2 separate regions of the Mus musculus genome follow, and region 1 is linked to region 2. Evidence: chromatin loops called from intact Hi-C (ENCODE). Cell type or tissue: gastrocnemius. All regions are shown on one strand. Links, peaks and the distances in the headings refer to the core of each region. The heading gives the core; the rest is flanking DNA. Region 1 has its middle 32 kb from the start of Cep19. Region 2 has its middle 22 kb from the start of Bex6.

The links. Hi-C counts contacts between places; a loop is a spot of excess contacts. Peaks named below come from ENCODE experiments on the same cell type or tissue, not always from the same donor. Only the 100,000 strongest peaks of a DNase experiment are listed, where the experiment ranks them.
Region 1: it touches region 2 in a loop (2.2-fold over the local background); 4 of 42 quality-filtered maps call a loop at or near these places.

The regions. Positions count from the first base shown.
Region 1 is chr16:32,125,350-32,137,307 of GRCm38, reverse strand. No RefSeq gene overlaps it. Among named protein-coding and RNA genes, the nearest start is that of Cep19, 32 kb to the right of the region's middle. In gastrocnemius, for the core only: no CTCF peak of the experiment used is centred there; no DNase peak of the experiment used is centred there; H3K27ac peaks cover 4 bases.
Region 2 is chr16:32,195,626-32,207,583 of GRCm38, reverse strand. No RefSeq gene overlaps it. Among named protein-coding and RNA genes, the nearest start is that of Bex6, 22 kb to the right of the region's middle. In gastrocnemius, for the core only: a CTCF peak has its summit at 4,662 (motif pointing right); a DNase peak (open chromatin) is centred at 4,687; H3K4me3 peaks cover 198 bases; H3K27ac peaks cover 1,088 bases.

The DNA.
Region 1 (11,958 bases), core at 3,727-6,226, 70 kb after region 2:
AGAGCTAACCCCCCTGTCGTCCCCCCCCCCAGCATCTGACTTGCAGGACAAGGAGTCACTAGTTCCCTCTCTGCTATAATCCCCTGTAACCAGCAGTCCCACACTCCAGTAACCAAATGTAAATTATATGGTATAAGGTAGACCTAACACCCAGTCCATCATCTTTGTTAATTAAATAGAACCTCTGTCATCTATCCTAACTTAAAAGACTATAGTTCTGCACCTGACTTATGTCCTGACTTTAGATTGTATGTCATCTGAAAACCATCCTCTCAAAACTGTTCCTCTCTAAGTAAGTAGCCTGGGTTGGCTATGAGACTATAAGTCTTCAACTCCATCAGAAATCAAAGAATGACAGATATTAACTGAAAATATATGGGAAGCCTAACACAGCTTCCAAAACTTAACCAATTTATAGAGACCACTGATGACCTGGACAGTCCCTTACTTCAAAACATTGGAGCGTCGGTCTTCAGCCTTCTGGCCAGAATCATTTGACAGACCTAGAGAAACAGGATATTAAGGACTAGCTTACTCTGTCTTGGCAGAATCAAGCTGTCCTAAACCTGTAATTGTGTCCTTTCTTTGGACAGTATTGTCTGTAGATGAAAAGAGGCAATAGTTGCCTAGTGTCTTGCCACAACTGGAGTAACTCATAGATGCTCAGTTTCTTCTTTGAATCCAAGACAGGGAAAGCTGTCAGGAGCAGACTAGTCTCAACAACAAGTGACTAAATAACATTAAATGTCACATTCTGTGGATTTCTAACGGAGTGGAAACTTATAGTCTCATAGCCAACCCAGGCCATTCACTTTGAGAAGAACAGACTTGAGAGCATGGCTTTTCAGATGACATACAATCTAAAGTCGTTCTCTCAAATCTGTCCTCTCAATTTAAATAGCCTGAATTAGATATGAGGCTATAAGCCTTCAACCCCGTCAGAAATCTGAGAATGACCAACATTAACTGAAAATATATAGGAAACCGAACACAGCTTCCAGAACTGAGACACATTGTAGAGACAGCTGCCTACCTACACAGCCAGCCTTCTGGCCCAGGATCATCTGACAGTGTTGTGGATGGGCCTGGCGCTGTTTGTATTTTGATGCCTGCTCTCCAGGAAGGGATTGCAGACAAGGAGTGAGTCACATGAACTCAGGTGACTTCTTGTGAACCAATCCCCTAATGAATAAAGGAGCCAATCACTGGCGAGTAGGCAGGACTTCTGGGTTAGACCGAGGAAGAGAGGAAGCAGGAGAGAGTTAGGTCCTTTGGAACAGGGACAGAATAAGGGTAAGACATAGCTACTAGAGTTTCCAGGTATCATGGCGGATCCACAAGGATTCACCATTGGAGGAGTCAGATTTTAATAAGGCTTACAAGATTAGGTTTTAGCTGTTATGCCCAGAGATTGAGTTACCATTGTTTTTGAACTAAGTTTGTGTTGCGTTTTCCTTCACGTGGTGACTCATCTGGGTTTAAGAGAGAAAGGTAGGGTGGCAAAGTGTGAGTTTGCCTGATGTGCACCACAAAGGCCATGAAGGATTTGAAGCACAGGGCCAGCGTGGTAACAACCCGCCAGTGGGAACTTAGCGAACTGGGTGGAGATGTTTTCGGAGCTCCAAGCCAGAGGGAGACTCCATCAGATAAAAACAGGTCAACCATTGCCCACCAGTGCATAGTCAGCCAGCCTCACGGGACAGAGAGTTGCTGGTTCAAGCTTGGGAACATGCAGGTTGTTTTTTTAATATATCCCGCAACATAGAGACTGTGGGACCATCTGTGGGTGGGAAGGACCAGGTCCAGAAGAAGTGTCTGTGAGAGCAAACTGGGGCATCTGTGGTCGCTTCTCTGGAGCTGTTATGCATGTAGATTTTGAGTAAGGCAAGATTTGGCAAGATGCTGAAACACACACACACACATATAAATGAGACAGAAAATAAAGTTTGGTAGGTTTGGGAGCAAAACGTTTTCTTTGGTGTTACATTTGAATCCCTTAGGTCTTGATGGTTAGGATGAGGGGAGTCCCAGTCTTAGGGCACAGGAGAGGAATCTCACCGGCTGGAATAGGCGATAGGCAGAAACATCGGCCACTGAGTGGCAGGTGCACTTGTCCAGATGGTGTCTGTCTGGTCCATGAGAGATGTATCTGAGTGGGTTTCCTGGAGCTTATAAGTTTATAAAAGAGATAAAGTTGTTAAGAGCATGAATAATCTTTAAGATAAACTTAGGGAAGACTAAACCTTTTGTGGAGCCGAAGGAGCAAGAAGAACTTTTCCCCTCTTTCTAGAAGACTGTATATACATTTAGCATAATGAGAAACATTTTAAGTTTTACATTTAAAAGACAATTAAAGGAAACTCAAAACCTTGACCTTGGGAATATGATAGTTGGTCATATAGATTTAGCATGGGAAACATCTGAAGTTATAGTTAAAGGACAAAGGAAGCTTAAAATTTGAACTTGTGGGCTGGGCGTGGTGGCTCATGCCTTTAATCCCAGCACTTGGAAGGCAGAGGTAGGTAGATTTCTGAGTTTGAGGCCAGCCTGGTCTACAAAGTGAGTTCCAGGACAGCCAGGGCTACACAGAAAAACCCTGTCTCGAAAAACAAGAAAAAAACAAAATAAAAAAATGAACTTGTGATTATATATTTTGGATTGTAGAGTGGAATGTTTTACTAGAGTTAGGCTAATTTACAAGACATCTGTTGGTTAACGTTAGGTCAGTGGCATAACAAGGGGAGGAAATATGAAGCATTTAGTCACTGGAAACAGTTTAGTTAAGGAACTAATAGAAGATTACATCTGTGAGACATTATATCTGAACTTGTGTATCTTTTATCATGAAGCTTGTGAGCAAAGCAAATGTGTCTTTTTGATAAGAGATGCGGTAGTCTTAACTAGTTAACAGATTGACTAATGAGCTAATATGGTGGTGGAAGGAGCTAGAGGTCTGTTCTCTAGCTGTCAAGCTGATGGCTAAGCTAAGCCATCAATGTAATCAGAAATCTGGGAAGAACAAATTATAACCTAGATGTCATATATTATTTAAAATGACAGACGTTGGTCGATAGTCTACCTCCTAAACAATTCCCAGGTCCCTGTCGCCTCCTCCATCGCAGCTGGGGCAGAGGCAGTCTGACCCCCAGGCCCAGAAGATGAGGGGCTTTTTCCTGTGAAGCAGAGACGCGGGAGAAATGACTCACCTTGTCGTAGGTAATATGAGACATTTAACTGTCTGGGGGTTCCCTGTTTGTCCACAGTTTAGGTCTTGCCCTGACAGTGGGTAAGGCAAAGGAGTAGTGTTTCTCAGTGGTTATCATACTGCAATTCAGGTAGAATATTATTGCTGTGCCTATATCTTCTCGGAGACCTTGGGGGTTTAAGATTAGGATTTGGGAGTCTCTGTCATCATAAGCTTAAACATTTAATGCTATATTTAGCAGATTTCTGACAAGATTGAGAGCCAGTATCTATTAAGTATATTTGAATTAGACAATCTGTTTAATTATTTGTTCTAGAATGTATCTAGCAAATATAGAAAGCACATTGTAACTTAATGACAGTAGCAAAAACAAGGCTGAACATATATTAAAGCAGTAATCTTTAACCTTTTTACCATTGTAAATCTTTACATTAATGTTAAAATTATTATTTATCAAGGCAGGATAGAAATCTCAAGTGGGAAGACAGTGAGGTGGAAACTGCCCATAACAAAAATGTTAGATAGTCCCAAGACTGCCTATAACAAAGATGGTGCTGCATCTATGGCCACCCTTAGGTAAAATGGTGCTGATGTGATAACATTTGAAAACCTTATCTGACCATAATAAAGATGGCAGATCAGCAGAGACAAACTGAAATGTTTTGTCTGGCAGACAGGCGGTCTCTCACTGTCACCAAAAGCAACCTCTGTCCCTGTGCATGGAGAAGTTTGTGCAGAGTGGGTCAGTTGCTTCATGCTGTGCAAATAGAAATCGGAGACTGCTCTTTGGAGCAGCTGGCAGCAGTGGAGGTAGGCAGGGGCTACAGGAGTGTGGAAGAAGTGCCTTTGCAGAGTGAATTAGGTCCTAAACAAGATCTGGAGACTGGGGCTAAAAGTCAAAGGGGAAGGGGTCTGGGAGCGAGAATAAGATGGTTGGGAACTTAGGTGGGGAAAAGCCTACATAGAAATTTTTCCATCTTTTGGATCGCTACTGAGAGCTGTACAAGTTTTCTTTTTAAAGTGCCATTAAGCAGCTGTTTAGAGGTATTGTTTAGTGGGTATTGGGGCCAAATTTAGCCTGTGAATCCAGAAGCCTTTAAGAGTGGGAGACATCCCAGCAGGGAGTCTGGAAGCATTGGTGAAGACGGTTCCTTTGGACTGAGAGTAGAAGCTGTCAATTATCTCAACCAGCCTTCTGAGGATTCATGTGATAGCTAGGAGTGTTGGCAGCCAAGCCAGATCATCAGGGTGTCATGCGATGAAATGGGGGCTAGAGAAAGAGCTATGACAATCAAGAGAACGGTTTACCTAGGCCTAGGATTTCCCAGCAGTGAGAAAGAAACTGCCTCAAGCAGAGAGAAAAATCGCACCCAAGGGAAGATGTCCTAGAACGAAGGGTCATAACTGTGAATAACTCCAGCCTCAAGGACATCAGAGAGTGGCTTCGAGTTCAACAGCCCTCTCGTGGAACCAGGGGCCATTTACGATGACCAGTGGAAGGGAAGCTTACCACTTCTCCAGGGTTTAGATGGAGGTCTAGAATTTCCAATGTCTGCAAAGTCCATGTGGCGTTGGGAAATATGTACTTGCAAGTTTGTAAATCTGAATCTTGGGAAATGAGAACCTGAAAGTTTCTAAATCCAAGAGTCAGCACCAAGCACTATATTTTTAAAAAAGTCAAGGATGTGCTTTGTAGAGAGAGGTATGGTGAGGATGGGGGTGTGCCTTAGCGGGCCCGTGCTGAGGCATCCCTTCCCCCTGAGGGACCAGCCATATACTATTCTATAGTATAGATAGAATAGAGTTTATTTAAAGCATGGGAAGGGGAAGTGAGAAGAGAGTAAACACAGAGAGACAGAAAGAGAGGGGTGGAAGAGAGGCAGTCCAGGAACACATGAAGAAAGAGGGATCAGGGAGAGAGGAGGGAGGAGTCAGGGAGAGAAGAGAGTCAGAAAGAGAAGGAGCAGAGGGAGTGTGAAGGAGCCGAACAGCCCCCTTTATAGCAAGCCAGGCCTACCCGGCTGTTGCCAGGTAACTGTTGGACGGAGCCTAGAAGGAATGCCAACTGTAAAGGTATCTGGAGCAAAAATATTCATCAACAGACAAAGGGAAAGCAAAAGACATAAAACTATTTTTTTTAAAGATTTATTTATTTATTATATGTAAGTACACTGTAGCTGTCCTCAGATAATCCAGAAGAAGGCATCAGATTTCGTTACGGATGGTTGTAAGCCACCATGTGGTTGCTGGGATTTGAACTTGGGACCTTTGGAAGAGCAGTCGGCGCTCTTAACCACTGAGCCATCTCGCCAGCCCCCATAAAACTATTTTTTAAAAAGCACTTTTTTTTTTTTTAAGATTTATTTTATTTTATTTTATTTATTACATGTAAGTACACTGTAGCTGTCTTCAGACCCTCCAGAAGAGGGAGTCAGATCTCATTACGGATGGTTGTGAGCCACCATGTGGTTGCTGGGATTTGAACTTCGGACCTTCGGGTGCTCTTACCCACTGAGCCATCTCACCAGCCCAGCACTTTCTTTTTAACGAGGACACTACTGTTGTTCACAGCAACCTGACACCACAGTGTGGTGGTCTCGAGTGTCCCAAGGTGCTCTCTGAGGGCTTTTCGCACAAAGATCTCACTGTTCCACAGAGTCCGTGATGACGGTGAAGTTGGAATGCAGCGGGAAATTCAGGAGACTGAGTTCAAACCAGGAGACTCCATTAAACTAACAGCAACTTTAAAAACTCCCCACTAGCCATCTCACCTTCCATCACCACTAACAGTTCTCACACTTATTCTGTACTAATGTTTTATATAATTCCACTTCATCTGAGGGAAACACTGGGCTGAGAACAGATAAGATTTGCAGAAGATCACATGGGATTAAGGTCAAGATGTTATCAGTGTGCTACAGAAAGCCATCTCAGCACCCTACCATCTCTATCAAGTATATCAAACTGTCGGCCCTGGATATCAAAACAGTGGCCCCTGAAAAACACACGTTTACTGATTAAATGCCAAATAAGGAGAAGGTTCATATGGGGCAGAGGTAAGGAGGCTCAGAGTAGCAGTTGTCACCTATTGCAACTGGGACTCCAGAGGCATCATCACAACGTGGGGACAGCCTGGAGGGTGTTTATAGGCACTCCGTCTTTCCATTTCTTTATCTCTCTGCTTGTTTGTTTGTTTGAGATGGTGGTCCCACATAACCCAGGTTGGCTTCAAACTCCTCTCTGATCTTCCCTAACTCCTGCCTCTTAAATGCTGGGATTACAGCTAGTGACACCACGGACAGCATTGGCCTCCTCCATTTTAAAAACATGTGTAATTTGTGTGTGTGTGTGCGTGCACCAGGGAATTTGTGTGGAAGTCAGAGGTTGGTTTGTGGAGTTTGTCTCCTCCTCTTGTTGTGGGCTCCAGTTTGTTGTCAAGTTTGCTGGCAAGCACGTGACCCATAAACTGAACCATCCAACCAATCCCTTAAAGTCTAACGCGAGTGCCGGGATTATAAACATCAAACCAATTTTCAGTGGGGTTAAAGTTGGCTTGAGTGTGATCGCGGCCCAAACCCATGGCTCTGAGGCTCTTGGGGGTGGGGTGGGGCCAGTATGGGAGGGCATAGAGGAGGTACGTGGCTATAGTGGGGGTAGGGTGGGCGGAGAGGGCCATGCTTTCTAGAGGGTGTGAGCATTTCTCCTTCCGGCTGGTGTTTTCGATGTGGTAAGCACATCCCTTCTACGGAAGCCCTGGAGAGGAAACCTGGCACTTCCTGTTCTTACCAGTGCTGCGGCAAACTGCAACGGTAAGGGAAGAAACACGGGGGAAGGAGGAAGAGGAAAGCTCTGGCCAGGTCAAGATGCCAGGCTCCAGAAGCACACAGCTGGTTCTTTTCCAGGAGACTTAGAGAACAGGTCACCGTCCCTATGCCAGAGCCTCTGGTCAGTCGGGAACCAGATGATAATTTCTCCACATTGAAAAGCAGCCAAACGGACCACACAGTTGAAGAACTTAAGAATGAAAGTATACAGCAAGGGCGAGACTGTCAAAGAAATCTGCGTAGCCTCGATGTTCCCCCTCCCCCTTTCCATTCTACCTCCAACGCCATGCAGAGTTGGGCAGGATCATTTTAATATCAGATTCTGCTTCTCAACCTTGGAAGGAAACGTCTCTGCTTCCATGAGCTGTTTCATAGGATTTAGCAGGACAGCATCCTGACCGCTGGACGCGGGTCCACAGGTGCTGCTGACGAGTGACAGAGTATTTAGATGTTGTTTTTATCTTGAGAACCAAACCAAATACCTTTCTTTCTCACGGCATTGCTATCCTGTCCCTTTCAGAAGAGCCTGTCCATGTGTAGCTTTTCTCTGAGATTTTAACTTTTAGAACCCACCTTTGTCCCCGCTAAGATGTTGGCGGGCCACATGCCTGGCCCCTGCTCCCCTCTTAACACCATGGGAGACCTTTCACACCGGGGGCCACTGCTCTTAACATTTTGGGTGTGCGAAACACTTCACGCTTGCTTTCAGGCCAACCCTGACTTTCTTGAACTAGATCTTGAGTAGTATCAACTTCCTCTAGTTCCTGTTTCAGGGAGTAGAGCATCTTTTCTCTGAAGAGAGACAGCAAAATGAAAATCCGGCTTCGATGTTAATGCTTGATTAGAGAAGAAAACGCCACATAGATTTCTAACTTTTTAGAAGCATAAAGTTTTGCCTTCCTGCCCCCTCACCCAGGCACCCTGAGGTTTTACCTCTCTCTTTTTTAAAAGGGATTCCCCCCCACCCCCAAATAGGGTTTCTCTGTGTAGCCCTGGCTGTCCTGAACTTATTCTGTAGAACAAGCTGGCCTTAAATGCAGAGATCCATCTGCCTCTGCCTCCAGGATGCTGGGATTAAAGGAGTGCGCCATCATGACTGGCTAAGGGGATATATATATATATATATATATTTTTTTTAAAGATTTATTTATTTATTTATTTATTTATTTATTTATTATATGTAAGTACACTGTAGCTGTCTTCAGACACTCCAGAAGAGGGCATCAGATTTCATTTCGGATGGTTGTGAGCCACCATGTGGTTGCTGGAATTTGAACTCTGGACCTTCGGAAGAGCAGTCGGTGCTCTTAACCACTGAGCCATCTTGCCAGCCCGGGATTTATATTTTTTATTAAGATTTTAAGTTTTGGATATTGATTGATTGAGTGTGTGAGTGTTGGTGTTTGAGTGCCATGTAGGTGTGAGTGCCCACAGAAGCCAGAATAAATCCTTGGCTCTCCTGCAGCTGGAGTTACAGGCAGCTGCGAGTCTCTTGACTTGGGTGCTAAGAACCCACTTCTGATTCTGTAGAAGGGCAGGATGAGCCTTCCCACCAGCTCCTGCAGTTTTGTTTCTAAAGATGTCCTCCTCCCGCCTCCTCCGCTCCCTTCCCCCTTCTCCCCCTCCCCTCTTCCCTTCTCCTCCCCCTCCTCTACTTCCTCTCCCCTCCTCCCCTTCCTCTTCCTTCCTCTTCTTCCTCTTCCTCCCCTCTTCTTCCTCCTCTTTTTTTTTTAAGCCAGAAATACCAACTATATTTTATTGACTTCCAGACCAACTTTAATGGAAGTTTGTCAAATGCTCTGTAATATCTACCCATTAGGTCTCAGTATATAACAAACCAACATGATGCGACCCAAGGGTCCCTTCAGTTGAAGCACTGGCTCTGATATCTAATATTCCCCATCAGATATCTAACGGTTGACAGGAGAGGGCCAGAAAGCTAGACATCTCCGTCTTCACACTGTGCCTGTCTGCTTTGCTACCTTAGCCTTTGCGTCAGATTTCCTGTTCTGTAGCCTGATCCTTCACAGGAGCTGGTGAGCTCTTACTCCTACTCCATCCTCATGGTCTGTCAGGCACTGCAGCCCGACTGTCCAAAGCTGTGCAAGATCAGCTCCAGATGGGTGTGAGTCCATGTTCTCCCCGGCCGCTGGGGTGTGGGAAACTCTGCTGGGGAGGCAGAACACAGAGACCCTGGACCGTACTTACCCTTCACTGCTGCTGTAGAGGGCTGGGTCCTTAGCTTAGTGGAGGGTTGTCTTGGAGTGCAGGCAGGCCTTCTGCGGGAGAGTTAGGGAGTGCGGCTGGGTAGGTGAAGGCCTTCTCATGCTCCCCACAGCAGTTTTTGATGAAAGAGACAGTCCTTGGCTCCAAACTATTTACTGATTATTCATTGTGGAAAATGGATGCATACCACCTCGTCAGGGCACACCAGAGATTGAATACCATTTGCGGGGAAGAACGTCCAAGGAGAGAAGCTTATTGGTTTAACCCATGTAGATACCTACCTCATTAGCATGGAGAACTCTGTTTTGGCCTATGTGACCACAGATAAGAAGCGTGGCCCGCGTTCAGGCCAGGAATCTAGTGGGGATCAGGGAGACCCCTACCTTCTTAGGTGGGTACCTGAGTGCCGGGGTCTCAGACCCACTCAACCTTACCAAGTTTCCTGGCATGGTCCATTGTCCCATAGACTGGAAAGATGGCTTAGCAGTTAAGAGCACTGGCTCTTTGTCCAATCTCCAGCACCCACAGGGCAACTCCAAACTGTCTGTAACTCCAGTTCCAGAGGATCCAAAGCCCTCTTCTCCATGTTAGTGAGCACCAGGAATTCACAAGGCAAATAAGACTACATGTAGGCAAGACACCCACACCCATAAAATAAAGGAAGAATGAGGGGAAAGGCCCAAATAGAACTGCCTGGCCTGAATGTGTATGCAGGAAGACAGTGCCAGCTGCAAGGGAAATCCTGCAGCTCTGGGACAGTGTGGGTCTGCCTATAAACTACAAGCCAGGATGTTTGCACGCAAAGGTTAAGCATCTTTTGAATCTGTCCGTGCTGAGTGGAAAATTTCCAGTTATTAGATGAAGTCATTCCAGCAAACCAAACATCCTTTTCAGAAAGTAGCCTGGTCTGTCTATTTGGCTTCTACTCATGAGCTAAAGTCCGGCTCCAGCAGTCTGTATGCCCAAGGTCTTGGCTTGGTGTCCTTCATACCGCTTCTCCACCCAGAGATCCTGTCTCTAAGACACACTTGCTCTCCCTGTTCTTGTACATCGATGTTCTTGGTTGTGTTCTTGTGAGTTCATGACAAGATGATATTGCTTTTAGGCAGGCTCGATTTTCCAATGTTGGTGAGCAGGCTACCTTTGTTTTTATTTTGTTATGTGTGTGTGTTCCTGTGTGTTGTGCTTGGAGACCAGAAATGATCTCCTAACTTCTTCAACTACTTTTCTTCTTAATATTTAAAGAGTAATTTTATTATTATTGCTGTTGGTGGTGGTGGTGGTGGTGTGTGTGTGTGTGTGTGTATGCTGTGCACATGAGTACAGCCATGTTTGTACCTGGTGAACAACTTTCAGAATTCAGCTCTCTCCTTCCATTATGGGTTCTGGGGGTCAACTCAGGCCACCATGCTTGAGTAGCAACTGCTTTTAGCTGTAATCCTTTACTGTTTTGCTTTGTCTTGTCTTTTGAGACAAGGTCTCACATGGAACCCAGCCATCCTCCTTAGCACAAGCTCCATGGGAATACACTACTCTGCCTGCCTTTGATTCAAATGCTGGAGATCCAAACCCAGGCCCTCGGATTTGCTGGACCAGCACTTTACCACTGAGCCATTTCTCCATCCTTGGCTTTTGTTGTTGAGGCGGTATCTGTCTTAGTTATGGTTTCTATTGTTGTAATAAAAGACCATGATCTAAGGTAACATGGCGGGGGGCAGGATTTATTTCAGCTCATACTTCCAGAGCACAGTGTATAACCTTGGGTTCAGGGCAGGAACTCAAGCAGGGTGGGAACCTGGAGGCAGGAGCTAATGCAGAAGCCATGGAGGAGTGCTGCTTATTGGCTTGCTTCTAGTAGCTTTCAGCATTTCTTCTTATAGCACCTAGGACCATCTGCCCAAGGAGGGTACCACACCTCACCGTGGGCCTCACCACATCTATCAAAAAAGAAATGCACCACAGGTTTGCCCACAGACAAATCTGCTAGGGGCACTTTCTCAATTGAGGTTTCTTCTCCTCAAGTGACTTTAGCTTATGTCAAGTTGACAAATAACCAACCAGGACAGGACCTCACACTTTAGTGCAGGCTAGTCTGGAATTATTATAGCCTTGACAGGCAGCAATCTTCCTGCCTCAGCTTGCTGGATGCTGGGATTACAGCTATAGCTTGCATACCTGGCTAGTCTTACTGTCTATACTTACTATTTTTATCTTCTGTACATACTGTGAGCTTCCCAGTGTGTGGGAACACCTAGATGATCTTGCTTCTCAAACTTCTTAAGAGGTTTATCTAGCTCAACAAGAAACTGCATCCTGCTGACAAGTTCAGTACACTTGAGACCCATCCGATGGGTCTGAGCCCTACCCTTCTGTGAGAGTTCCAGGATCCACCTATGACAGAATCACCAGCATGGAATGTAGAGAGACTGTCTTACAGGCGACACCTGTCAATAAAAAAAGCTGATAGCCAATGAGCTGAGACAGGAACCAGGAGGTGGGACACTGGAAGGAAGAGAGAGAATTCTGGGAAATAGAGAATAAAGAGTCTCATGGAGAGACACTGTAGGGAGACACTGAGGAAGAAGTAGGTTGGGACTGAAGGAGCGATAGCTAACCATGTGGAAGACATAGAATAGTTTGAATGGGTTCAATAACTTATGAGCTACTCTGTGAGCTTAAGGCAAAGTCATCTAATTATAAATA
Region 2 (11,958 bases), core at 3,656-6,155:
CCTTCACACTTGCCAGGTTTGGGCCAAAGTCTTGCTGGCCTGGAATTCTGGACTTTCCTGCTTCAGCTTCCTGAGTGTTGGGATTCCAGATGCATTCGCCTCGTGTCTGACTCAGTCCAGATTTTGGAAAAAGCAAGTTAATCAATTTTTCTAAAAAAATATTTCATTTATTTTACTTTCTGTATATCAAGATGTTACTTTCAATGCCCTTGAAGTGGTTTTTGTGGGTGTGAAACAAATGGTGAGAATTTGAATTGGTCCCTCTTATTATAGTATTGAAATTAAATCTACTTAATTTATCAAGTCATGTTCATGCCCTGATTTTTTTTTTTTTTTTTTTTTTTTTTTTTTTTTTTTTTAAAGATTTATTTATTATATGTAAGTACACTGTAGCTGTCTTCAGACACTCCAGAAGAGGGAGTCAGATCTCATTACGGATGGTTGTGAGCCACCATGTGGTTGCTGGGATTTGAACTCTGGACCTTCGGAAGAGCAGTCGGGTGCTCTTACCCACTGAGCCATCTCACCAGCCCCTCATGCCCTGATTTTATATACTTGTATCTATCAATAAACATTGTGATACTTAAAAAAAAAAAAGATGTTACTTTCATATATGTCTGTCTTAGCCAGGGTTTCTACTCCTATACAAACATCATGACCAAGAAGCAAGTTGGGGAGGAAAGGGTTTATTCAGCTTACACTTCCATACTGCTGTTCATCACCAAAGGAAGTCAGGACTGGAACTCAAGCAGGTCAGGAAGCAGGAGCTGATGCAGAAGCCATGGAAGGATGTTACTTACCAGCTTGCTTCCCCTGGCTTGCTCAGCTTGCTTGCTTGCTTTTCCTTTTTTTTTTTTTTTTCCCCGAGACAGGGTTTCTTTGTGTAGCCCTGGCTATCCTGGAACTCACTTTGTAGACCAGGCTGGCCTCGAACTCAGAAATCCGCCTGCCTCTGACTCCCGAGTGCTGGGATTAAAGGTGTGCGCTACCACGCCCAGCTTCCTCTGGTTATTCTTAACCTTTTGCTCCAGCATATAGATTTGATTGATTGATTGATTGATTGATGGAGACAGCATCTCTCTCTATAGTCTTGGGAGGTCCACCTGCCTCTGCCACCTGAATACTGAGATTAAAGTCATGTCACAGTCCTCCCTCCATACAGATTTTAAACTTAGCTTGTCAAGCTTACTGAAAATTAAAAAGATAAACTGCAGATCAATGCACACGTTAAAGGAATAGATCTGGGAAGTTCTGATGTCTTTATGACAAATGTCTTCTCATCCCTCGTCATTGCTGTTATTTGTATCTGTAATACTGTCCGAGGGTCCAGGTAGCACAGAGCTTCCCATTTAAGTGTAGAACACACTGAGAAATAAGGGAGCAGTATCTGGTGTGGCAAAATACTGCCTTCAGTGTGGACAGAGAGCAGGATGTAAGTTTACTGGTCAGCAAGAGCCTAGCAGATTAAGCCACATACGTTACACAAGCAGGTCAGAAGGAACATCACATCTCCAGATAGGGCACGAGGAACAGTTTTAAACCCCAGAGGAAAGCCAATGTGAGACCAGTGTGCCCAGATCAGTCTTCACAAATGTATAGCTTTGAGTCACTCTGTCCTCCAGAGAACAAGAGATGAATTACCAGCCTAGTGGAGTTCCATGTAAGTAATGCAAAGTTGCTTTCTTTTTTTTTTTTTAAAGATTTATTTATTTTTATTTATATGAGTAGACTGTAGCTGCCTTCAGACACACCAGAAAAGGGCATCAGATCCAATTACAGATGGTTGTGAGCCACCATATGGTTGCTGGGAATTGAACTCAGGACCTCTGGAAGAGCAGCCAGTGCTCTTAACCACTGAGCTACCTCTCCAGCCCCAAAGTTGCTTTCTTTATGGCATCTGAGTTGATTACTGTCGGTTTTTAAATTGGGAATAAGATTTATTTACTTATTTTTTGGAGACAGGGTCTCTCAGAGTAGCCATGGTTGTCCAGGAATTCACTGCATAGACCAAGCTGGCCTCAAACTCAGAAATCTGCCTCCCAAGTGCTGGAATTAAAGGTGTGCTCCACCACTGCCTTACAAAAATTTATGGTTTTTTTTTTTTTTTTTTTTTTTTTTTGGAATACCCCCATAGATTTGTGGCCATCAGTCGCGTTAAGAACAACGCCCCAAGCCCCTCACATGCAGAGGACATGATCTGTCGTCACATAGTCTCAAAACAGATTTCCATTTTAATGAAGTTCCTAAAGGCCTGGAGAGCTTAGCCAATAAGCTTGCCTCCCCAGATACTCCTCCCTGCAAAAGGTATTTAACCTCAGGCCCACCCTGAAAAGTGGGGTACAGTTTTACACATACACTTTCTGCCATGACAATAAATGCCTTAAAACCATGGACTGCCTCTTTTCATCGAGATCTGCCATAGGGAGCCACAGAGATGCCCTTTGCCTTCAGAGCTGCTATTTAAACTCCAGTAGAAGGCCTCTCTGCACTCCCAGCCACCAAGCCAAGCCAAGCCAAGAACTCCCCCTGCAGGACTAACCAGAGTCCCTCTTCCTCCCAGCCCCGAGCCAGATCCAGTCTGTGGTGCCCAGATTCCATTCTCAGCCATCTTTTCAGCCCCCTGGTTACAAATTTTGATATTATCAACAGTACTGCTACGAAGTTATATACAGCTTTGCATAACTATAGTTAAATGTTTTAAAATTTTTGAGTAGAGTTATTTAGGAGGAGCATTAGTAGGCTACACAATAAGTCTATGAGAATAGCGTTTTCCACAGCAGGCCCATCCCTCCATTGGAGCAGGAGGGTGTCCATCTTTCTGTATCCTTACCTATTCCTCTCCCTCCCATCTCTCTTCTTCCCATCCTCTTCTCTCTTTATAATTCTAGGCATCTTTACAAGTGACACTGAATATGGATTTTGTAATGCTTTAGAGTATATTTAAAATGCCTGTTTTGTATCGAATACCTTTAATCCCAGCACTAGGGAGGCAGAGGCAGGTGGATCTTCTGTGAGTTCGAGGCCAGCCTGGTCTACATAGAGTGAGTTCCAGGTCAGCCAGGACTATATAGAGAAACCCTGTCTCAAAAAAACCAAATAAAATAAGTCTGTTTAAAATCATTCCTGCTATTAAAGTGGGTGGCTTGTCTTTCTGGCATTGAGCTGTGATTATATATTGTAGGGTAATAGGGTCCTTTTGGAGTGTACAGCTATTTAATTTGTATTTTTGTTTGTTTGTTTGTTTTGAGAAAAGATCTTTCTCTGTAGCCCTGTCTATCCTGAAACTCCTCATGTAGATGTAGATCAGGCTGGCCTTGAACTTTCAGAGCTCTGCCCACCTGTTTGTTGAGTGCTAGGGTTAAAGGCATGTGATACCATACTCGGCTCCTTTACCATGTTCTAGTTCACAGTTCATGTTTAAAGCAGAGTTTATTCTGTCCACTGATTATTTTAAATTACTATATATGTTATGTTTCCAAGATTTCTCATCTACTTCTGATTAAAAGCAAACCAATAAGGGCTGGAGGCATGCCTCAGTTGGTGAAAAGGTGATTGCCTGTGCAGGAAGCCTTGGGCTTGCTCCCCGAACTGCCTTGGTCTTGGTGATGGATACCTCTAATCCCAGAACTTGTGAGTGGAGGCAGGATGATCAGGAGTTCAAGGATAGTTATTCTTGCCTGCATATCAAATCTGAGGCCAGCCTAGGCTATATGAGACCCTATCTTTTAAAAAAAAACTAAACAAAAAATGATTTTATTTTTTGAATATGAGTTATGGTTACATAGTTCAAAATTCAAAAGATACAAAATACAATGAAGAAATTATTGGTTTAAGTAATTTATCTCTTCTGGCCAGGCACAGTGGTGCACACCTGTTAATCCCAGCTCTCTGGAGGCAGAGGCAGGTGGATCTCTGTGAGTCTGAGGCCAGTCTAAGAGTAAATTTCAAGACAACCAGAGCTACACAGAGAAACCTTCTCTCTATATATATCTATATCTATCCATCTCTCTATATACATTTCTGTTATTTCATTTTTGTTCAGTTTTGTTTCATCTCTATATGCACATATACACACACACACAGAGATGCTATTAATAGATTGTTAAGTGTTGGGGTGTGAGTAGGAGAGAACATAGATGCTAGAGTGACAGTGGGGCGAGGAGGGAGAACGTGGGCACTGTGAAAAGGTCAGTTGAACGGGAACAACGGCTGGGAGATGGGGAGGCATGTGAAGCAAGGCTAACATGGAAGGTAATGGCTAAGTCTGGATCTCTGGAATAAGAGGGAAGAAAGGGCCACTGAAGAGCTTGAAAGGTGTTCTCTTAGCCATGTAGTCTTTGCAAACCTCCCTGAGCGTATAACACTGTCTTTGGGGAGGGGAGTTTACTTCAGATGGATCCAGGGCACAAGGCAGACAGTTGAGGCCTTCATGCCTCCCCCTCCAGGTGGCTTTCTGCCCCCATTCGCTCTTGCTCTCCCTCTTTCACAAGCTTGTATATTGATTACTAGCCAGAGGTTTCAGACCTTTTCCAGAACGGATTTATTTTGGTCTCTGGCTATGTTTAAATACTATTTTACTGCCTGCCTGCCTCCTACAGCTCCTGCCTGCATGTGGAAAATGGCGGCCTTCCAGTAGGGGTTGTGTGTGTGTGTGTGGGGGGTCTGACAGGGTTCATCCAGCAGGGGGCAGCAGCAACACATTTGAGGATGGGGTAGGTTGGGGTGCCAGGGGTAATCCGCAGGGAGGAGCTTGCAGGAGGAAACCCCGTGAAGTGACAAAAGCTAACTAGTTCCTCAGTTCCACTTCCCAGTCTAACCCACACCCTGTGGTGAGTTCCGTCCATAGGTCTTCTGCCAAACGCAAGGAAGTCTTCTGAAGGAGGAGGATTGGCTCAATGCCTTTGAGGACCTGGCTTTTTATTCTTTGGTTTTTACCTAATTCATTATAATTTTCGGCCAAGAAAGTTCTAGCTTCTCTCTTGCTGCCCCTCTTCCCTTCTGTGATAGTTTCTTTTCCTCTTGCTATAAAGATGACCTGGCAAAAGCAACCTAAGAGAGAAGGGGTCACAGCAGGGATTTCAAAACCTCGTGAGCTTGAGGGCAGTGGTCACATTCATCCACTGTCGTAGAGACAAGGAATGTGCACATGCTGGTGATCAGCTCGCTTTCTCCTGCCTGGGGAATGATGCTGCCCGCAGTGGGCAGAACTTCCCATTTCCACTAAGGCAATCAAGATCATCCCCCAAAGTCATGTGTGTTTCCCCGGGTGAATTCTGCATTATCAAGTTGACATCATTCACTTTTGATATTTTCTCCATTTTTCCCTGACTGTCAGGGTTATGGATCAATCCATCCATATAATTACCATCCAGTCTCCATGGAACTTAGAGACACAGCATGAACGAGCACGTTTCACCTAGATCCATCATATTTACCTCCAACCACCTGGAAGGCAAGGGCTTCTGTTTCTCATGTCTCCATGCTTCTCATTCACTTGCTGGATCTTTGGTTGACAGGGTAGGAGGGCAAGGACTCTACCTGCAGTCAGGCATGTAGCATTGTACACACATGGATGCCACAGGGAAGTTGCCTGGGAACAGGACATGCGTAGTTGGGTATCAAAACAGAGGTAATGAAGAATTCTGCAAAGATCCCCGGAAAATGTGATTCTAGGACCTTCTGGTTTTTTTCACCAAAACCTACAGGCACAGCACCCTAAATAACCTTTCCACACCAATGTCACAGCAGAGGCTTTGTGGAGAATACGATCTCTCAAGAGAGTGCCTAAGTCACCAGTCTCTTGCATGATTTTACCTGCTGGATTTCAGGGAAGTCACTGGCCCTTTCTGAACCTCAGCCTCTGGTCTGTGAATGAATTGTAACAACACAGTCCCAACCCCTCACATGACTGAGGTACTAGACTAAGGCGCTAATGGAAGATGGTTTCATGTGTAACCATTTCTAGCTAGGCTGTTGTGGTACACGTCCCTATTTCCAGCACACTGGAGGTAGAGGCAGGCAGATTTCTGAGTTCTAGGCCAGCCTGGTCTACAGAATGAATTCCAGGACAGCCAGGGCTACACAGAGAGAATACGCCTCAGGGAGGAGAGAGGGAGGGAGACCTACTTTTAAAACTGGCTCTAGACTGAACCAAAGAGGGACGAGGGACACAGGTTTTAGACCGTTTCTGTAGGGCTCTGTAAAGCTGCCTCTGAACCACCCTGGGAGAATGCGACGGATCTGGGATATAGTCTGTTTACTTGCAATTTCCAGGGAGATTCCATATCGTCTTCTGGTAACGCAGATCGAAGCATGTTTTATAGTGCACATTTCCTTATCATTTGTTGTTTAGCTTTCTGGTGCAGTTGGAGCCTGGGAGTATTTTGAGGGTAAGAAAAGAAGCTATTCATCTTTATATCCTGTCCAGGACAACGGGGCCCTAGGGCCCCCGGCTTGTTGACCTGACTGTATTGTTCTTTCTTCTCTGGAACTCGGAAATAGGCTGGCCGGGGTTCTTTGTCCGCTTTACACGGTATATTTGCAGAGTTCAAAACAACCCTTGCTTTAATTAGGCTTGTGTTTTCTCTCCTGTTAAATTTAATTTCCCCGCTGTTATTGTATGGCCCGGGATGGGGCCGGAAGCGTTGACATCGAGGAAGGGAGCACCTGTTTCTGCTTCAGGGCCATTACTGTTCCCTGCAGAGCCTGGTGAGGCCCCCTCCCCCTCCCTCTGCTTCCTTATCAAGTGAAATCGGACACTGATGGAAATTGACAGAGGCAGGCAGAGAAGCTAGAGCCAGCCCTCCAGGGAAACCGGAAAGCAGAAGAGAACTCTGCGGGGACCCCCCTCCCCATCTGCCTCTCTTTTGGCATCTCCATTTCCTCACCACCTCTGGCTTCACTGTTTTCATCTGGGGGATGGCATCTGGGGTTACAAAGGGCTTTAGGGGTCGTGAAACCCTCCTCCTTGCTCCAGTGCACTCCGGACGATCCTTCTCCTCGGTGCAGTTGACATTTCCAGAGATGGGATTTTGCCGCTCCCCCTGAAGATCATTTGGCCTTGTGTTACCCTGTAGTCTGCCTGCAGTGGTCCCGTGGGACAGCTCTGGAGTCTCCTGTTTCTAGTTCACCCCCTGAGGAAGCCCCTTGAAAGCAAGAGTTTCTCCGAAACTTACAAACCGGAAGGGGAGTCAGGAAGGGGGGCTGTGCAGGAAGGAAATGAGAACAAAGATCTGAGGGCCCTTGTTATTAGACGCGTTCTCACGACCGGCCAGGAAGAACACCACAGACCAGAATCTTCTGCGGCAAAGCTTTATTCTTACATCTTCAGGAGCCAGGGTGCAGGAAGCAAGAGAGCAAGAAGCAAGAGAGAGAGAAAACGAAACCCCGTCCCTCTTAAGGAGCATTCTCCTTCGCCTCGGACGTGTCACTCCCTGATTGGCTGCAGCCCATCGGCCGAGTTGACGTCACGGGGAAGGCAGAGCACAAGTAGTCATAAGATACCCTTGGCACATGCGCAGATTATTTGTTTACCACTTAGAACACAGCTGTCAGCGCCATCTTGTAACGGCGAATGTGGGCGCGGCTCCCAACATCTCCCCCTATCCTTTTAATAAGAGCAAATAGGCCACCCATATTAATGAGAGTGGAGATAGAGGTCAAATCCCCAGTGTGTAGGTAAAGGAGCCATGTACAGGATTAGCTCTTAGGCTTACAGGCTTTTACCCAGAGCAACCCTGACCTGTTCCCGTGTCGTTTTGCCTGGGGGAAGGGAACTAGGACACTGAACCTTCATGAAAGATGACATGTCTCCCTAGAATAGGCTCATATATGCCGCAGAGCCTTTCCATTGCAGTGCTTAGCCTTGCAACTCTCTCGGGCTGCTGAAGCACACTCACTCTATCCCGTGCAATGAGACTAGCCTCGTGGGATATAAGAGCTGAGTGGCCAGCGACCTATTGCCTAAGCATAGATATATCAGGGGAAGCTCCATGTTCTAGTCCTGCAAGCGCCTGGGCAATAACCACCTTGTCTCTCCTAGTTTGGGCCTTAAGCTTACAGACCAATCAAAGAAGCAACACTAATCCACAGCAAAGTGTATCTCCAAATAATATTAATCCCACCCATTTTTTAAAGAAAGAAAATGCTGAGGAGATCCAATTGGGTAATCCTTTGGTCAGGGACAGGTCCAAGCGCGTGGAGTTGACCTGAAGTCTCAATTCCCGAAGGATCTGTTCAAATTCAGCCATCCAATTCTGTAACATATACTGAAAAAGACCTTTTGACAATTTAGCTGCCCTAGTAAATTTAACATACTGAATGGAAATAACACACAATCCCGGAAACTTTTGTTCACATCCCTGCTGAGTTATTTGTCATAATACATCTAGTTGTATCTGGACAAGATCTATGAGTTGATTAACCAGCATGAGACCTCCCTGTATCTTGACATTAGCTGAGGCCTGTTTATCTATGACTGTAGTCACTGAGGCTGACAAAGTGTTAATGGTGTCAGTCGTCTGGACCTGTCCAGACAGAGCCAAGGCTGTCTGAATTAAGGCTAAACCCAGTTCCCAGTTAGTGGTAAAAAAGCAGGAGAATACTTGAGCATTATACATCACCGTCATTGGGAGTGGAAATGTCGACATTATCCCCCAACGCTGCTCTCTCTTTATTATTGACGCCCTGGACATCACCAAGACGAGGGACATTAGTATTCCCTTGGTCAGTCTGGATTTTTCGGGTGAGTCTTTCTGGTAACCAAAATGGGTTGTCTTCATTCTGTGGGAAAACACAGATAGCTCCCCTGGATCTTATCAAAATAGGATCCGGGCCATACCATTTATTATCAAGGACATTTTTCCATTTAACCATCTCATTGGGCCTATCTGGCTCTGAACAATGACGTTCAGCCGCAGTATGGCCATGAACATCAATATTTAAAAAATTGAGTGTAAAGAGTGCCAAAGACACCGACACTCTTGGTGCTCGGGGTACAGTCTCTTCAATTCCCCTCTTCTGTTTTATAAGATAGGCTTTGAGGGTGCGATGCGCACGCTCAACAATACCCTGTCCTTGAGGGTTGTATGGAAGTCCAGTCAGGTGGGTTACGTCCATCTGACGGCAGAACTGCTGGAATTTTTGAGACGTATAAGCTGGTCCATTATCAGTCTTAAGGAGTCTGGGTTTCCCCCAAGCACTCCATGCCTCAAGACAATGTTGAATCACATGTGAGGCTTTTTCTCCGGTTAACGGAGAAGCAAACATGATGCCAGAACATGTGTCAATGGACACATGGAGATATTGAAGTTTTCCAAAGGAAGAAACATGTGTAACATCCATTTGCCAGACCTGTAGAGGTCGAATACCGCGTGGGTTAATTCCCACATGAGGAACTGGCAAGAACTCACAGCAGCTTTGACATTGAGTAACAATGTCACGGGCTTCTTTTCTTGTCAAGGAGAAACGACTGCGTAATGTTTCAGCCGTCACATGAAAATTGTTATGAAAATTTCTTGCAGCCTCTACCGGGGATGATAGGGCAGCAGCCACCACTTTAGTGGCCTTATCTGCCAAATCATTTCCCAGAGCCATGGGGCCAGGTAGGCCTGAATGGGCTCTAACATGAGTAATATAAACAGGAGATCTTCTAGATAACAAAACTAATTGTATCTGCTGAAAAATATTGGCAACTCTACTGGAAGGCTTAATCACTCCAGCCACTTCTAAAAGATTTACTGCATTTACCACATAACAGGAATCTGACACAATATTAAGGGGTTCTAAAAAGGTTTTTAAAACTTCTAAGACCACTAAACATTCTACCACTTGAGGTGAATTTTCATTATATTGTTTGGATACCACTTTACCATTAGCCACATAGGCACCTATGCCAGTTTTTGATCCATCAGTATATACCACAATCCCATTTTTAAGTGGGTTTCTTACTGTTATTTGTGGAAACACAACAGATTGATTTTGGGCAAACTGTAAGATTGGATGCTTTGGATAATGGTTATCTATTTTTCCTGAAAAGGAGGTAACTAAAACTGCCCAATCATTAGATGTGGCTGCCAAGGTTTGAACCTGTGCAGCGGTATAAGGTACAATTAAAAGATATGGACTTTGCCCAAAGTGGGTGATTGCTGCTTTTAGGCCTTTAAGGGCAAGCTGTGCAATTGCATCAGGATACCAATCTATTATTTTAGCTGGGGATACGTTTGGATGGATCCACAACAATGGCCCATTCTGCCACAAAACTGCAGTTGGCAATTGTGCTGTCTTAAAGACACACAAACTGAAAGGCTGCGAATCCTCAATACGTTGTAATTGTGCATTCTGTAAGGCCTTTTCCACTTTTTGTAAGGCCTGGTTAGCAGCTAGAGTAAGAGTCCTAGGGGAGGAGATATGAGGATCTCCTTCTAAAATACTAAACAAAGGCCTTAACTCAGCGGAAGGAATCTTTAAAAAAGGTCTGAGCCAATTAATATCTCCCAACAGCTTTTGAAAATCATTTAAGGTATGGAGGTGATCTCTTCTTATCTAAACATGTAAATATTGATTTCTCTCAAAGGAGGAAATATGCGTGACATCCATCTGTCAGACCTGTAATGGCCTGACGCCACGAGGGTTTACCCCTACGTGAGTAGATAAAATTTGACAACAATCTAAAGGCATTATTAAGTAATCAGAATCACTTTCAGTAGAACCAATCCCTCTGGCAGCTCAAGGAATACCAGAAGAAGAAAAAACAGCCATGTAGGCTTGGCAAAATTATTATTAGTTGAGCTATTCTGTCCCTTTGTGATATAGAAAAGACAACTTGAGGACAAGAACAGAGAACCTGAAGTTCCCCTTTACAATTCTGATCTACAACTCCAGGGTAGACAATAAGACCTTGTAGGCTGCAAGAGCCTGCCTCTGTCATTATTGTCCAGTGGCTTCACCTGCTCGGGAGAGCGCCTTCCAGGCCCTAATAGCCTTTTCATTTGATTCAGAACTACTAAAAACTGGCTCCTTGAGCTCATCTAGTGATGAGTATAGGCTCCTTCTCTTAGAAGCCTCCGCTGATTGATCTTTTTTCTTTTCTTTTTCCTTCTCCTTCCTTCTAATCTCTCCCCAGGTATTCTTACCTGACCTAAACTTTTCCTCAGGTTCAAGACCCTTGGAAAGGCCTGTATACTTATTTTGTGAACCATATTTTCTCTTTGCTCCTACTCTCTCTCCCCGCTTTACTTCTGATAGCTTGTCCTGAATTTCCTCTAGAATTTTCAGCCCTATCTTAATCACTTGATAACATGTGAAAAGGAACAAAAGGGCTCCTAACACCAGAAAAAATTCAAGGCCAAATATACCTTGTAAAGCCATTTCCCACTTTACTTCTGATAGACTGTCTTGAATTTCGTTAGAAAGTTCAAGACCAGGCGTACCTTGTAAAGCTATTCCCCACTTTACTTCTGATAGACTGTCTTGAATTTCGTTAGAAAGTTCAAGGCCAGGCGTACCTCGTAAAGCTATACTTACTGGTATCCACCGTTCCCCAGCTGAAAAGTTCTGAATTCATGTAGTTGAATCCTTCTTAACAGTCTGCTTTACGGGAACCTTTATTACCGCGACCCGCAGTTCTGGTTCTGGAATGAGGGATCTTCCTTGCGCCAGTCCCGAGTTTTTTCTCGTCCCGGAATTCGGCACCAATTGTTATTAGACGCGTTCTCACGACCGGCCAGGAAGAACACCACAGACCAGAATCTTCTGCGGCAAAGCTTTATTCTTACATCTTCAGGAGCCAGGGTGCAGGAAGCAAGAGAGCAAGAAGCAAGAGAGAGAGAAAACGAAACCCCGTCCCTCTTAAGGAGCATTCTCCTTCGCCTCGGACGTGTCACTCCCTGATTGGCTGCAGCCCATCGGCCGAGTTGACGTCACGGGGAAGGCAGAGCACAAGTAGTCATAAGATACCCT